2 separate regions of the Homo sapiens genome follow, and region 2 is linked to region 1. Evidence: read pairs that join two places in POLR2A ChIA-PET (ENCODE). Cell type or tissue: GM12878. All regions are shown on one strand.

Region 1 (8,000 bases):
GGTATCTGCTAATCTAGATTATAAATTCCTTGAGGACAGATCAGGTCAATCTCATCCTAATATCCCCATCCTCCTTCCCACCTAAAAGTTCCCTGCAAAAGGTTTGTCACTCAATAAATTATTGACAAATGAATAAATGTCTATATTCAAGTTCACTTGTCTGGTATTTTTCAGTGCTGATAATTTATTAAAATGGAAGCAATTACACTCCTTTTTCTATATTAAGACAAAACTCAAGTACTTTAGAAAGATGTTTCAAGAAAGGCAGAGCATAAGGAGTCAACAACTAGATGTACCTTATTTCACTGTTATCTAAGGCACCATCAATTACAAGTCACATTCTAATTTTATGGCTGAAATAGAGGGGGTGATGCCTTAAAATTGATGAACTATGGTAGTTCCAATTCTGCCATGAATTTGGCATAATGGCCTTGGAGAAATCACTAACCCTCTCCGAGCCTCATTTTTCTTGTAATAAAATGAAGCAATTAAACTAGATGACTTCTAACTTCCTTTCCAGCTCTAAAACACTATACAAACAATAAGACGTCTATAGTGAAATGGCATTCAAAATACCAACTGTGATAATCTAATTTCTTTCCAATTATAATACTTTTAAAATAACAAAAAATGCTTTGTTTTGAGGTATTTTTACAACCTTCACTCCTAGAAACTTATTTTGCAGAAAAATCTTAAATACACTCACCAAATAAAAGTTTACATATCAAATGCTGAACATACAATTTATGAAATCTATAAATACTGTACCTTGACTTTGACAAGTCTTTTTGCTGTCTTGATCTTGGCTTCACAAAAGGCTCCTCTGTATTTAGCACTCACATCAGTGCCCACTGTCAAATAGGGAGGCTCATCAAGGGCCTAAAAATGCAAAGAAATATAATTAGATTTAAACTCTCTAATTCTTTCCCATAATCAGACCTCAGAATAGTGAGCCTAATCTTGTTAAGCTACAACAGTTATAAATATGAAATGTATGTTAACAAGACCAATCTATAAAATACTATAAATTAAAAAACAAGTAAAATGTTTATCATAAAGACTATTTAAATGTACATCACATAAAATATAAAGGTATCTTATTTCCATTAAATACATATGGTCCATGATATGAATTAGCTCACTCACAAGTATACCCCTCTAGTCACTCATTCATTCAAATATTTATTTATTCTATGACCACTTACAAGAAAAGGGTCCGTTGGCCAGAAGGCAGATCTTTAAAGCTCAAATTCTGGGGTGGGGGGGAAATCTTCTAATATTTAGGCTGTATCTTGGCAGTCACCCAGATTCAGAATAGCTCTGTTATATCTCTATCTAGAAAAGTCTAAGGTAGTTTAGTGTAGTGCCTGGTGTGGTGGTTCCTGCCTATAATCCCAGAACTTTGGAAGGCCAAGGCTGGAGGATCACTTGAGCCCAGGAGTTTGAGACCACCCCAAGCAACATAGGGAAAACTCAACTCTACAAAATAAAAAAATAAAAACTGGCTGGCTATGGTGCCATGCGCCTGTACTCCTAGCTACTTGGGAGACTGAAGTGGGAGGAGTGCTTGAGCCCAAGAGGTCGAGACTCGAGTGAAAAGTGATCGTGCCACTGAACTCTAGCCTGGGCCACAGAGTAAGACCCTGTCTCAAAAAAGCAAACAAAAAAGAATGTAGTATAGCATACAAGGGAGAAAAGTTAGTATATTTAAACTACTAGTGAAAACTATATGAAGAAAGTCATCTGGAAAGTCTCAAAACTTTGAAGCCAAAATATCTTAAATGCTTTAATAGGAGGGATTCGCTGGATATTTACTCTTCTACCTTAACTAATATTTATGTTTCCTCAGTTGTGATTTAGTTTTTAATAGCTGCTCTTACGTTTTACATTCAGGTACATTTCTACATTTTTATTTCTAAGGAGTTCTTCTGCTTATAGTAATTCCATAGCCAAAGGAAAATCATGGAAGTAAGCTTTTTCCAAAGTGCTTTATAAAAAGTACTAACATCCCAGGACGTTCCACCAAAAGGAAAGGAGGCAGGAGTTGGGGGAAATTCACTATATTGAATGAATTACTTCTCTGCCTCAACTTTGGAGATTCATAAATGTAAGCTAAAAGATCTGAGAAACCCTATAATAGAGAAAATGATTACATTTTAACTCAACATTTCCCAATCTATTTGTCCAAAGAACCCTTTCTTTTCTATTGACATCTATTAACATCCTACAGAAATCCCATAGAATATAAAGTGAGAAATGCTGTTACGAGTAATAAATAATGAAAGAATAATTTCATTTAGATTTTAAAATAAATTCTCCCCTAAAAGTTGTAGCTATCATACAGAGTAATCTATTTCCCAAAGAAAAAGGGAAAAAAACAATATTCTAGTGCTATAACAGGAGTGCCCACAATTATATCAGACCTCCATAATGGCCACCTGCTTCACATTCCATGTATTTCATAAAAAGTAAACTCAAAACATATCAGTTATACAATTTTTAAAATCAACTTAGGAAAATGCCTATTCATCAGTTCATTTATACCATAATGGGAATATACCCTTACAGAAAGATAATCATTTCTGCACTAATACTTTCTAATTTTTTTATATTATTAACTACAACTTGATAACTTTACATTGCTGTTGTACCTAGTGAATAAATGCATTTCTACTTTACCTACCTGCCTTAGGTCTCTTAAAATATCATTTTCCCTGGCCAAAATTATGGTTACATTCCAGGCATACTAGTGGCTTTATTTAAGCAATAATATGAAAAGGGACTCACACCACTTCGCTCCAAAATCATAAAAATGGCCACGCATTGTGGCTCACACCTGTAATCCCAGCAATTTGGGAGGCCGAAGCAGGACTGCTTGAGCTCAGGAGTTCAAGATCAGCCCAAGCAACACAGCAAGATCCTATCTCAATTAATTAAAAAAAAATTTTTATCATAAGGATGGGAATATAATGTACAGCACAAGTGATAATGAATGTGTTTGTTAATTTAACTGTGGTAATCATAAAATGTACATCAATTCATCATGTTGCACATACTGAATATATTCAAGCTTTACTCATCAATTAAATTTTTTTTAAATGTTTTATAGAGAGAGAAACAATTTAAGGAAATTTCAGTTCACTTTGTGGTTCAATTGGTACTGGGTATTACTGCTATAAAAACCCAAATGGCAGGGCAGTCTTCATGACCACAGGCTCATAACTTTCCACAATTTGCAACCTCCTCTATTAACACATTCTGCCATACTAGCCAGTAAAATTTTATTTTCAGAGACAAACAGTATAGTTAAAAATAAATTAAAACTGATGAGGCAACTAAAATTATGAAACATAGAAGAGAACAATAAATCAACTAAAAGTTGCATATTTGTACCTACTGAGGAACATATAAAAATTTAGGAATTGATACACTTTTAAATTTTTAATAGATAATTCTTAACAAAAATAGGGTATAGAATACTAACATCTTTAGACTATTAGTATTCAGAAACCCATTTGCGTATTCTTTTCATTAACATTCACAGACACTAGCAACATTTCAACTACAGCAAACTGCAGATTTGCTTATTGGGCATATTTATTAAAGCTGAATTTGAGAAAGGGGACTCCCTCCGCCCCCAAATTAAGCCCATCCCACATCTTCAACAATATAAAAATCCGTGTTGACGGGAGAAGGGTATTTATTACTTCAAATTATTGTGGGGCAAACTATTCTTTTGAAGGGCAATATTTTCTTTCCTTCATGCTAGAACACAGGAAAAGGAATTACAAGGCATATAAAGAAAATGCCTTTAGAAAGACTTGCAGAAGGAGGGCTGGGCGCGGGACTCACACCTGTAATCCCACCACTTTGGGAGGCTGAGGCGGGCGGATCACGAGGTCAGGAGATCAAAACCATCCTGGCTAACACGGTGAAACCCCGTCTCTACTAAAAAAAAAAAATACAAAAAAATAGCTGGGCGTGGTGGCGCACACCTGTAGTCCTAGCTACTCAGGAGGCTGAGGCAGGAGAATGGCGTGAACCTGGGAGGCGGGGCTTGCAGTGAGCCAAGATCGTGCCACTGCACTCCAGCCTGGGTGACAGAGCGAGACTCCATCTCAAAAAAAAAAGACTTGCAGAAGGAAACCAAAGTCTAATAAAAGCTGCTAAAACTGAAACACATCATCAGAGCAGTGTTAATTCGTTAGAAAGAGCACAGAAAAAGCAGTGATCTGTGTTCTGATCTTACTGCTGCCACCTCTATTTATTATACATTATCTCAGGTAAGTTACTTTTCTGTTCCTAAATTCTCATTCAGCACAATAATTTGAATCTTACACATAATTGTTTAGCAAGCCTATATCAAAGCACTGGCATTACAAAGGTGGTCAGAACGGCAAGTTTTGAGACATATATAATCATCTAGAATGAAACTGTCAAACTATTTTTCAATGCCAACCAAAATATGAATGAGACTTTACACAGAAACCCAAATCAAATCCATAACTGAGGTGGTCAGATTTGAGTATGTAATTTTAGCTGGGCATAAGGTATCACTCTATCATTACTTTAACATGAGGTAATAGAGCAGACTGATTAATAGCACAGGCTTTGAAAGCAGAGAGGCAAGGTCCTAATCCAAGCTCTACTCCTTACACCAACTAGATGAGTTTTTGTAGGCTACTGAACCTCTCACCTCTCTAAGCTTCAGCTGCCACATCAAAAAAACAGAGTCAATATTAGAAAGCACTCCATTGTGATGTCTGAGGTAGTCAGCTAGGAAGTTATAATTAATATTATGAAACACTTGATGTGGACAAACAAGTCATTTTATCAATAGTAATTCAGATTTGGTTCCCTTCCTTATTTCTTCTTAATATTCGAGGGGCAAAACCACATTTTGGCTGGGCAAGGTGGCTCATGCCTGTAATCCCAGCACTTTGGGAGGCCAAGGCGGGTGGATTACCTGAAGGTCAGGAGTTCGAGACAAGCCTGGTCAACATGGTGAAACCCCATCTCTACTTAAAATATAAAAAATTAGCCAGGCATGGTGGCGGGCGCCTGTAATCCCAGCTACACGGGAGGCTGAGGCAGAAGAATCGCTTGATCTCAGGAGGCGGAGGTTGCAGTGAGCCGAGATCATGCCGTTGCACTCCAGCCTGGGCAACAAGAGTGAAACTTCGTCTCAAAAAAAAAAAAAAGTTTTCGGCTGGGCACGGTGGCTCATGCCTATAATAATCCCAGCACTTTGGGAGGCTGAGGCAGGTGGATCACGAGGTCAGGCATTCGAGACCAGCCTGGCCAACATGGTGAAAACCCCCTCTCTACTAAAAATACAAAACATTAGCCAGGTGTGGTGGCGGGCGCCTGTAATCCCAGCTACTCGGGAGGCTAAAGCAGGAGAATCACTTGAACCTGGGAGGTAGAGGTTGCAGTGAGTCAAGATTGTGCCATTGCACTCCAGCCCAGGCGACACTGTGAGACTCCATTTCAAAAAAAAAAAAAAGTCAGTATAATACAGTAATTAAGAGTATAGGTTCCCAAGCCAAGCACAGTGGCTCACACCTGTAATCCCAGCACTTTAGGAAGCCTAAGTGGGCGGACTGCTTGAGCCCAGGAGTTCAAAACCAGACTGGGCAACATGGCAAAACCCTGTTTCTACTAAAAATACAAAAATTAGCCAAGCATGGTGGCACCTGCTTGTAGTCCTGGCTATGAGGGAGGCTAAGGTGGGAGGACCACTTCAGCCTGAGAGACTGAGGTTGCAGTGAGCAGAGATCGCGCCACCGCACTCTAACCTGGGCGACACTGAGACCTTGTCTCAAAAAAAAAAGAAAAGAAAAAAAAGGGTATATGTTCCTAAACTAGATGCCTAGCTTCAAATCTATCCCTTAGTAGTGAGGTGACCTTGGGCTAAGCCACTTAGCTAAGTGCCTCAGCATACAATAACAGTTCTGTCACAAGGATGAGGAGTAAGACGGTGCACACAAAATGCTTAGAAGAGGGCCCAGCACACATTGCCAAATAAAGGCTATTATTTTTACTTTACAACCTGGGAGGCAATTGTTTTTTAAAAAAAAATGTTTAAGTCTATATACAAATGGGTTAAGTCATAAAAAAAATTCCCACATAAATAGAGCAGATGCCAATGTAATTGTGTATATACGTGGGGAAGAGGGGTTCCTTTAAAATATTTTCTCCCTTATTCAATCCAGACATGAAGTAATCATGTTGAATTCCAGCGGCAAGAGAATCTTAAATCTTTGTGGGGATGCTCCATAATAAAAGTGTATCACGACCCCTTAGTGTACCAAGATTGCACCAGTATTTTGAGGTTAATTTACTTTGGTCCAATTTAGAGACATAAAAAAGATTATGTCAGCAGGTTAACTAAGATTCTTTTGACCAACACCAACCCTGATAAATATGCATGTCTATCTATACGTAGCCAGAAAAAAAAACTCTTGCCTTTTCTTTTTGCTCTGCTTCTCTAATTCTGATCAGTAGTATGGATCATCTCAGAGGCTAAAATAAGATGTTTTTATGTAGCACCTCCATGCCAAAAAGGAAATTAAACTACTAAATTACCATCCCTTTGTTGAGCAAACAGAACAGTTTTCTGGTTGTCAAGGCAACAGCTACCTCACAGTTTTCCAGCATTGCTTAAATAATTATTTTCCTAGCCAGTCTACGAAATGTCCTAAGTGGCACCTAAAAAACACTGAATTCCATGGGAACACTAAAAAGCATAAGCAATTTTAAAATTAGCTATTAGTGGATAATAATCCTTCAAGATGCCAAAATGCCAAGGAAGCACAGAAGTGCACAAATGAATCAACAGTAATCTCTAATGTGTCTCTGGGCTGCAGCACATCAAATACATAAATTAAGTTTTAGAAAGACAATAGTTAAATCAAATCTTCAAATGGCTGGCTAACACAGACACTGACTAGGAAATACTCAATTATTCGAGATGGTTTTTAAAAAGCAAAACATGCTAGATGACATTTTATTGAGGTAGTTTATTTTAAAAAGTGAGGGATTCAAATTGGTTACAGTGCCAATGTAGCCAGAAGAATCAGAAAACAAGAGTATTAAATTTGATCATAAAAACCATCAGTAGGCTGGGTGCAATGGCTCACACCTACAATCCCAGCACTTTGGGAGCCCGAGGTGTGTAGATTGTTTGAGCTCAGGAGTTCAAGACCAGCTTGGGTAACAGGGTGAAACCCCGTCTCTACCAGAAATACAAAAATTAGCCAGGCATAGTGGCATGCACGTATGGTCCCAACTACTAAGGAGGCTGAGGCGGGAGGATCGCTAGAGCTCAGGAAATGGAGGCTGCAGTGAGCCATGACTGCAACACGGCACTCCAGCCGGGTTGACAGAGCAAGGCTCTGTCAAAAAACAAAACAAAACAAAACAAAAAACCATCATTAATAAATGTACTTAAACACAAACCACGTGACAATAAATCTATGAAAACAGCCTATTTTATATATAGCAATCCCAATGAACTATTAAAATAATGGAGATAATTCCAAAAGATGAATGAACAAAATATACTTGCATTTATATACCAAACAGTGTACCATTTAAAAACCAAGCTTAAAATGCACAATTTGGTGGGAGGGAATATAAAAAAAATGAATACATCGAGGAAATGAAGAAAACCATGGCCAGGTGTGGTGGCTCACGCCTGTAATCCCAGCACTCTGGGAGGCCGAGGCGGGTGGATCACGAGGTCAGGAGATGGAGACCATCCTGGCTAACCCGGTGAAACCCCGTCTCTACTAAAAATATAAAAAATTAGCCGGGTGTGGTGGCGGGTGCCTGTAGGCTAACAAGGTGAAACCCCGTCTCTACTAAAAATACAAAAAAGTAGCCGGGCATGGTGGTGGGCACCTGTAGGCCCAGCTACTCGGGAGGCTGAGGCAGGAGAATGGCATGAACCTGGGAGGCGGAGCTTGCAGTGAGCCGAGATCGAGTCACTGCACTCC
Region 2 (8,000 bases), 200 kb after region 1:
ACAGATATCAATTATAAAACACTCAAAACTATGTTATTTAAAGACATGGTCAGGCGTGGTGGCTTATGCCTGTAATCCCAGCACTCCGTGAAGCCGAGGGAGGAGAATCGCTTAAGCCCAGGAGTTTGAGATCACTCTAGGTTATATAGGGAGACCCCATCTCTAAATAAAATTTAAAAATTAGCCAGGCATAGTGGTGCATGCCTCTGGTCCCAGCTTCTTGGGAGGCCAAGGCAGGAGGATCCCTGGAGCCCAGGAGTTCAAGGCTGCAGTGAGCTATGATTACACCACTGAACTCCATCCAGCCTAGGCAACACAGCGAGACCCTGTCTCAAATAAATAAATAAATAAAGAGACGTAAATATGTTCAAAGTAGAAAAATAAGAATGGGAAGGGTACACATGAATTTTAGGGAAGTGGCACCCCCTTTGAGGAGAGGGAAGAGGAATACATCTAGGGAGAACCACAAGGAAAAGGTTTCAACTGTACCTACAATGTTTTCTTTTTTTTCTTTTTTTGAGACAGAGTCTCACTCTGTTGCCCAGGCTGGAGTGCAATGGCATGATCTTGGCTCACTGCAACCTCCACCTCCCAGATTCAAGTGATTCTCCTGCCTCAGCCTCCCGAGTAGCTGGGATTACAGGTGTTAGCTACCACGCCCGGCTAATTTTTGTATTTTTAGTAGAGACGGAGTTTCACCATGTTGGCCAGCTGGTCTCGAACTCCTGACCTCAAATGATCCACCTGCCTCAGCCTCCCAAAGTGCTGGGATTACAGGCGTGAGCCACTGCACCAGGCATATAATGTTTTCTTTCTTTCCTCTTTCTTTTTTGTTTTTGAGACACAGTCTCACTCTGTTGCACAGACTGGAGTACAATGGCACGATCTCAGCTCACTGTAATCTCCACCTCCCGGGTTCAAGCATTCTCCTGTCTCAGCCTCCCTCATGAGTAGCTGGGATTACAGGCGCCTGCCACTGTGCCCAGCTAATTGTTTGTATTTTTACAAACAATTGTAAAAATTGTTTGTAACAAGAGGCAGGGTTTTGCCATGTTGGCCAGGCTGGTCTCGAACTCCTAACCTCAGGTGATCCACCTGCCTCAGCCTCCCAAAGTGCTAAGATTACAGGCATGAGCGACTGTGCCTGGCCATGTTTTATTTAAAAAAAAAAAAAAAAAATTAGAAATGAATAAGAAAAAATGTAAATAAAAAATTGTTAATTCTGAGCACTGGGTACCTGGCTGTTTCTGTACTATTTCTGGTGTATTTATGATTATTTCCTTTGTTTTTTTTTTTTTGAGACAGGGTCTTGTTCTATCACCCGGGCTAGAATGCAGTGGTGTAATTATAGCTTACTGCAGCCTCAACTTCCTGGGCTCAAGTGATCCTCCCACCTCAGCTTCCCAAGTAGCTGGTACTCCCGGCACCTGTCACCATACCCAGGAAATTTTCAAGTTTTTTGTAGAGATGGGGTCTCGCTATGTTGTCCAGGCTGGTCTCTAAATCCTGGGCTCAAGAGATCCTCTTGCCTCCCAAGTTTCTGGGAGCCTCCCAAAGTTCTGGGACTACAGGCGAGAGCCACTATGCCTGGCCATGATATTTCATAATAAAAATGATTACTAATGTGCTTAAAAGACAATTTATTTGCCACTTCACAAGTTAATGAGTCACTTGTCACGTGTGCAGGGACTGTCCCCAGATCCTACTGATTTAAGGCAATTCTTTCGCTGTGGCAGGAGACGTCAGGATTTCCTAAAAATGTCTCAATCAAATTAAAGAAAAATTTTGAAAAATACAAAGAAAATGAGCTGCTGAGGGTGGCAAAGGAAATGAAATACAATTTAGCACTGCACTCTTTGTCACTGCAAATGGAAAGGATGAGGTGGGAAGCTGAAGGCCTATATCTGACTTCTGCCTCTCATGACTTGTGAGATACTGGACAAGTTCTGTTGTCTCTAGACCACAGCAGTCTCACCTGTAGAAAATGGTGCTGGATTCAATCAGTGATTCTTGGGAATGCTTGCTGAAATGCAGATTCCTGGGCCCCAAGCCTAAAGATTCAGTAGGTCTGGGGTGGAGCCCAGGAATCTATTTTTTTTCCTTCTGCACCTGCTCCCAGGAATCTATATTTTTAATGGCCACTGCTGCGACCCTGATGCAGGTAGGCAGAACACAGACCAGCCTTTGAGAAACACAGGGGTAGATGACCTCCTGTTTTTTTTTTTTTTTTTTTTTTTTTTTGAGATGGAGTCTCACTCTGTCACCCAGGCTGGAGTGCAGTAGCGCTATCTCGGCTCACTGCAACCTCTGCCTCCCAGGTTCAAGCGATTCTCCTACCTGAGCCTCTCGAGTAGCTAGGATTACAGGCGTGCGCCACCATGCCTAGCTAATTTTTGTATTTTTAGTATAGATGGGGTTTCACCATGTTGGTCTGGCTGGTCTCGAACTCCTGACCTCGTGATCCACCTGCCTTGGCCTCCCAAAGTGCTGGGATTACAGGCATTGAGCTACTGCACCTGGCCTGACCTCCTGTTTAGACTTACAATTTTTGGACTTTACGATAATGTAAAAACAATATGTGTTCACCAGAAACCATGCTTTGAGTACATATGCAACCATTCTGTTTCTCATGTGACTACAGTCTTGTGAGATGTTCAACCTTTATTATGGAATAGGCTTTGTGTTAGATTATTTTGCCCAACTGTGGGCTAATGTAAGTGTCCTGAGCAAGTTTAAGGTAGGTGAGGCTAAGCTATAACATTCGGCAGGCTAAGTGTATGAAATGCATTTTCAACATACATTTTTAACTTAACATGGGTTCAACAGGATGTAACATTGTAAGTCAAGGAGCATCTGTATAATTTAACACTTGATGGAAAGTGAAAGTGTTATAAAATTGTAACAGGAAAATGGCTTGTAACAACAGGAGTGCAGAAATTAAATACAAGCCTTTTAGACTAGTAACACATTTTGTTTCACTGCATGTATCTGAAAAATATGAGCATAAATTAATATGTCAGGAAAATGAAAGGATGTCTGCTTTTGCCACTTCTATTCAACATACATGTTCTAGCCAGGACAATCAGATAAGAAAAAAGGCATCCAGATTGAAAAGGAAGAAGCAAAACTCTCTCTTCTTACAGATGAAATGACCTTGCATGTAGAAAATCATAAGGTCTAACTTTAAAATGATTAAGTAATAAATACATGGATCTGTTCAGCAATGTTGCAGCACACAGATCAATCACAAAAACAATCTGTATGTCTATATACTCGCAATGAACAATCTTAAAATTAAATTAGAAAAACAATTCCACTTACAACAGCATCAAAAAGATAACATAAGTATTTAATAATTTAACAAAAGAAGTGCAAGACTTTTATACTGAAAAATCAAACATCATTGAAGGAAATTTAATAAGACATGGATGTTCAAAGACTTAATACTGTTAACACGGCAATACTCCCCAGGTTGATCCACAGATAGAATGCAATCCCTGATGGGAATGTGAACTAGTACAACCACTATGGAAAACAGTGTGGAGATTCCTTGAAGAACTAAAGGTAGATCTACCATTTGATCCAGCGATCCCATTAGGAAAGTAAGTCATTATATGAAAAAGATACTTGCACATGCATGTTTATAGCAGCATAATTTGCAACTGCAAAAATATGGAACCAGCCCAAATGCCCATCAATCAATGAGTAAAGAAAATGTGGTATATATATATATACCATGGAGTACTACTCAGCCATAAAAAGAAACAAAATAATGGCATTCACAGCACCTGCGTGCAGTTGGAGGCCATTATTCTAAGTAAAGTAACTCAGGAATGGAAATCCAAACATCGTATGTTCTCACTCATAAGTGGGAGCTAAGCTATGAGGATGCAAAGGCATAAGAATGATACAATGGACTTTGGGGACTTGGTGGGGACAGGGTGGGAGGGGGTAGGAATAAGACTACACACTGGTTACAGTGTACACTGCTTGGGTGATGGGTGCACCAAAATCTCAGAAATCACCGCTAAAGAACTTATTCATGTAATCAAACACCACCTGCTCCCCCAAAACCGATTGAAATTATATATTTATTCATATATATGCATATATATATATGCAATCCCTTAAAACATTCCAGCTAGGTTTTCTTTTTTTTTTTTGCACAAATTAACAAGCTGATCATAAAATTCATATGGAAGTGCAAGAGACCCAGAATAGCCAATCAAGCTTGAAAAAGAACAAGGTTGGAGGATTCACATTTCCTAATTTCTTTTTTTTTTTTTTTTTTTTTTGAGACGGAGTCTTGCTGTCACCCAGGATGAAATGCAGTGGCAATCTCAGCTCAATGCAACCTCTGCCTCCCAGGTTCAAGCGATTCTTCTGCCTCAGCCTCTGGAGTAGCTGGGATTACAGGCGCCCGACACCATGCCTGGCTAATTTTTTTGTATTTTTAGTAGAGACAGGGTTTCACCATGTTGGTCAGGCTGGTCTCGAACTCCTGACCTCGTGATCCACCTGCCTCGGGCTCCCAAAGTGCTGGGATTACAGGAGTGAGCCACCGTGCCCAGCCTCCCAATTTCAAATCTTACTAAAAAGCTACATAATCAAGACAGTGTAGTACTGGTTAAAGACGCAGACACATAGATCAATGGAATAGAATTGAGAGTCCTCAAGTAAATCCTTACATCTACAGTCACTGATTTTCAACAAATGGGTGCTGGGACAACTGGATATCCACATGCAAAAGAATGAAGTTAAACCTCTATTTCATGCCATATATGAAAATGAACATGGATCCAAGACCTACGTATAAGTGCTAAAACTATAAAACTCTTGGAACTGTAAAACAAAGGCACAAATCTTTGTGACCTCACATTAGACAATAGTTCCTTACATATGACAGCAAAAACATGTGACAAAATTGGACTTCATCAAAATTTACAACTTTTGTGTGTTAAAGGGCACCATTTGCAAAGCATGTATCTGATAAGGGACTTGTATCCAGCATATATAAAGAACTCTTACAATTCAACAATAAAATAATTTTATAAATGGGCAAAGGATCTGAATAGATATTTCTCTAAAGATATACAAATGACTCTCTCTCCCCTCCTTTCCTCCCTTCTTCCCTCCACCCCTCCCTCCCTCACCACCTTCTCCCTCTCTCCACCCCTTCCTCCCTCACTTCCTCCCCCTCCTCCCTCCCTCACTTCCCACATCTAGTTCATATACCATAATAATTCACCCTGTTAACAGTGTGCAGCCTCAGCAATATGACAAAACCCTGTCTCTACAAAACATTTAATAATTAGCTGGGCATGGTGGCATGCACTTGTAGTCCCAGCTATTCGGGAGGCTGAAATGGGAAGTTCACTTGAGCCCGGGGAGGTCAAGGCTACAGTGAGCTGTGATCATGCCACTGCACTCCAGCCTGGGCAACAGAGTGAGGCCTCGTCTCAGAAAAAAAGAAAAACAACGAAACAAAAAAGGAAGATATACAAATGGCCAATAAGCACATGAAGAAAATGCTCAACATCATTAGTTATTATGGAAATACGAATAAAAATCACAATGAAATAACAATTTACACCCACTAGGATTGGTATATTTTAAAAGACAGACAATTTATTAAGTGTTGACAAGAATATGGAGAAACTAGAATCCTCATATACTGACTATGGAAATGTAAAGTGGGCTGCTGCTTTAGAAAACAACCTGGCAGTGCCTCAAGTGATTAAACACACAATTATATGACCCAGGTCTTCTACTCCTAGACATTTAAGAGAAATGGAAATATATGACCACACAAAAACTTGTACCTACATGTTTACTACAGAATTATTCATATTCAAAAAGTAGAAGCAATCTAAATGTCCATCCATTAATGAATGAATAAAATAGGGCATATCGATGCAATAGAATATTATATGATCATAAAAAAGAAGTACTGATACATACAAAATGGACAGACCTGGAACACATGTTACAGCAAAGAAACTGACACACAGAGTACGTACTGTGCATTTCCATTTATGTGAAATGTTCAAAACAGGCAAATCCATAGAGAAAGAAAGTGCATCAGTAGTTGTTAGGGGGTGGGGGGTTGGGGAGGTAAGAATGAGGAGTAACTGCTAATGGGTGTGGGGTTTCCTTTTGGGAGGTGGAGCCGGTTGTAGAACTCTAAGAATACACTAAAACCACTGAACCACTTTAAAAGGGTGAATTTTATCTGAATAAAGTTTTTTAAAAGACAAAAAAGAAAAAATCCTTTTCTCTCAAGTATAAAGATTAAGTATAAGACATTCAGTGTACTTTTCAAGTTTCAACTAGCAAACTTACCCTGAATAGTATATATAAAACCACCTGCAACTCCCTCCACACCTTCCAAGAATTCATGAGGCAATGCACCCTCCCCAGCCTGAAAGGAATAAGAATGTACTCAGTGATTCATTACTAAAAATACACTGATCATATTTTAAAATCGATTTGACAAAAATCATAATATGACTCCACTTGCAGCAGATAAATGCATGTAAGATGCTGGTGCACTGGAGGCTTATAATATCAGGATGACATACGGTATTCTACTATTTTTGTTATCTAATTACAATACTAAAGATAAGATATACCCAACATTCCATAAGGTGTTCAGAATTGCAACTTACATAGAATCATGTTTATGTACTTGCTACTCTAGTAGTACAAAAAGCAATTGATTTTACATCCCAACCCCACCACTTAAAAAAATATGTATTACGACCTTTGATTTTTTGGAAACTAAAAATTCTCATGAGTTCAAATACATCTTGGCATGCTTTAAAGTTAAGAGACCATGCAGAGAAAGGCTCAAAATTAACAGTCTGTTCCAAATATTCAAATTGAACTCTACTGTATATTGATTAAAAAAAAATTTTTTTTTAATTTTTAATTTTTCTTTTTTTTTTTTTTTCAAATAAGAGACAGTGTTTCACCATATTGGTCAGGCTGGTCTCGAACTCCTGACCTCAGGTGATCCGCCTGCCTCAGCCTCCCACAGTGCTGGGATTACAGGCGTGAGCCACCACACCCGGCCTAATTTCATTTTACAGACAGGGTTTCACTCTGATGCTCAGGCTGAGTGCAGTGGTGCAATGATATCTCATTCTAGCCTTGAACATACAATCTTCCCATCTCAGCCTTACAAGCAGCTAGCACTACAGGTGTGCACCACCATGCCCAGCTAATATTTATAAATTTTTTGTAGAGAAGAGGTCTCACTGTGCTGCCCAGGCTGGTCTTGAACTCCTGGGCTCAAGTGATCCTCCCGCCTCGGTCTCCCAAAGTGCTGGGATTACAGGTGTGGGCCACTGTGCCCAGCCTGTTGATGTTGTTGAAGGTGCTTAAGCCTATTGTGCCAGCAGCCAATGACAGTCCTTTCTACTTCTTAGAATGGAGAATCTTTTATTATTAAAGAGTTATCTCTCTTCAAAAGTTACCCAATGGCCTTACTCAGAGTGAACTGTTTTACTTCTGTATACAGTAAACCACTATGGTACATCTACCAGAGTATTGTCTGGCTGTTGTGGGCTAGATCAGACAGTTAAGAGTCCATACTCAGTGTATTTACAGTATTTTTTCTACACCTTCATTTAATCAAGAGAGCTACTGCTTGGCTATTCTTAAACAGATCTTTTCAGAGTTGTACTGTACAAAGCAATGTTTTAAGGCCAGTAGAACAAGTAATCTGAGGTCACTGTAGTAACTTGTCATTTAATTTAAAATATGTTTGTAGGCCAGGCGCAGTGGCTCACACCTGTAATCCCAGCACTTTGGGAGGCGGAGGCGGGCGGATCACGAGGACAAGACATCAAGACCATCCTAGCTAATACGGTGAAACCCTGTCTCTACTAAAAATACAGAAAAATTAGCTAGGCATGGTGGTGTGTGCCTATAATCCCAGCTACTCTGGAGGCTGAGGCAGGAGTATCACTTGAACCTGGGAGAAGGAGATTGCAGTG

The links. Peaks named below come from ENCODE experiments on the same cell type or tissue, not always from the same donor. Only the 100,000 strongest peaks of a DNase experiment are listed, where the experiment ranks them.
Region 2: POLR2A ChIA-PET joins it to region 1 with 6 read pairs; 3 of 35 experiments call an interaction of 5 or more read pairs at or near these places.

What each region holds. Positions count from the first base shown.
Region 1 is chr1:235,259,874-235,267,873 of GRCh38, forward strand. It overlaps ARID4B (AT-rich interaction domain 4B), which reads right to left. Exons shown (of 24, transcript NM_016374.6): 3 at 769-879. Among named protein-coding and RNA genes, the nearest start is that of ARID4B, 64 kb to the right of the region's middle. In GM12878, no CTCF peak of the experiment used is centred here; no DNase peak of the experiment used is centred here; H3K27ac peaks cover 273 bases.
Region 2 is chr1:235,459,294-235,467,293 of GRCh38, forward strand. It overlaps B3GALNT2 (beta-1,3-N-acetylgalactosaminyltransferase 2), which reads right to left. Exons shown (of 12, transcript NM_152490.5): 7 at 6,343-6,421. Among named protein-coding and RNA genes, the nearest start is that of B3GALNT2, 41 kb to the right of the region's middle. In GM12878, no CTCF peak of the experiment used is centred here; no DNase peak of the experiment used is centred here; H3K27ac peaks cover 418 bases.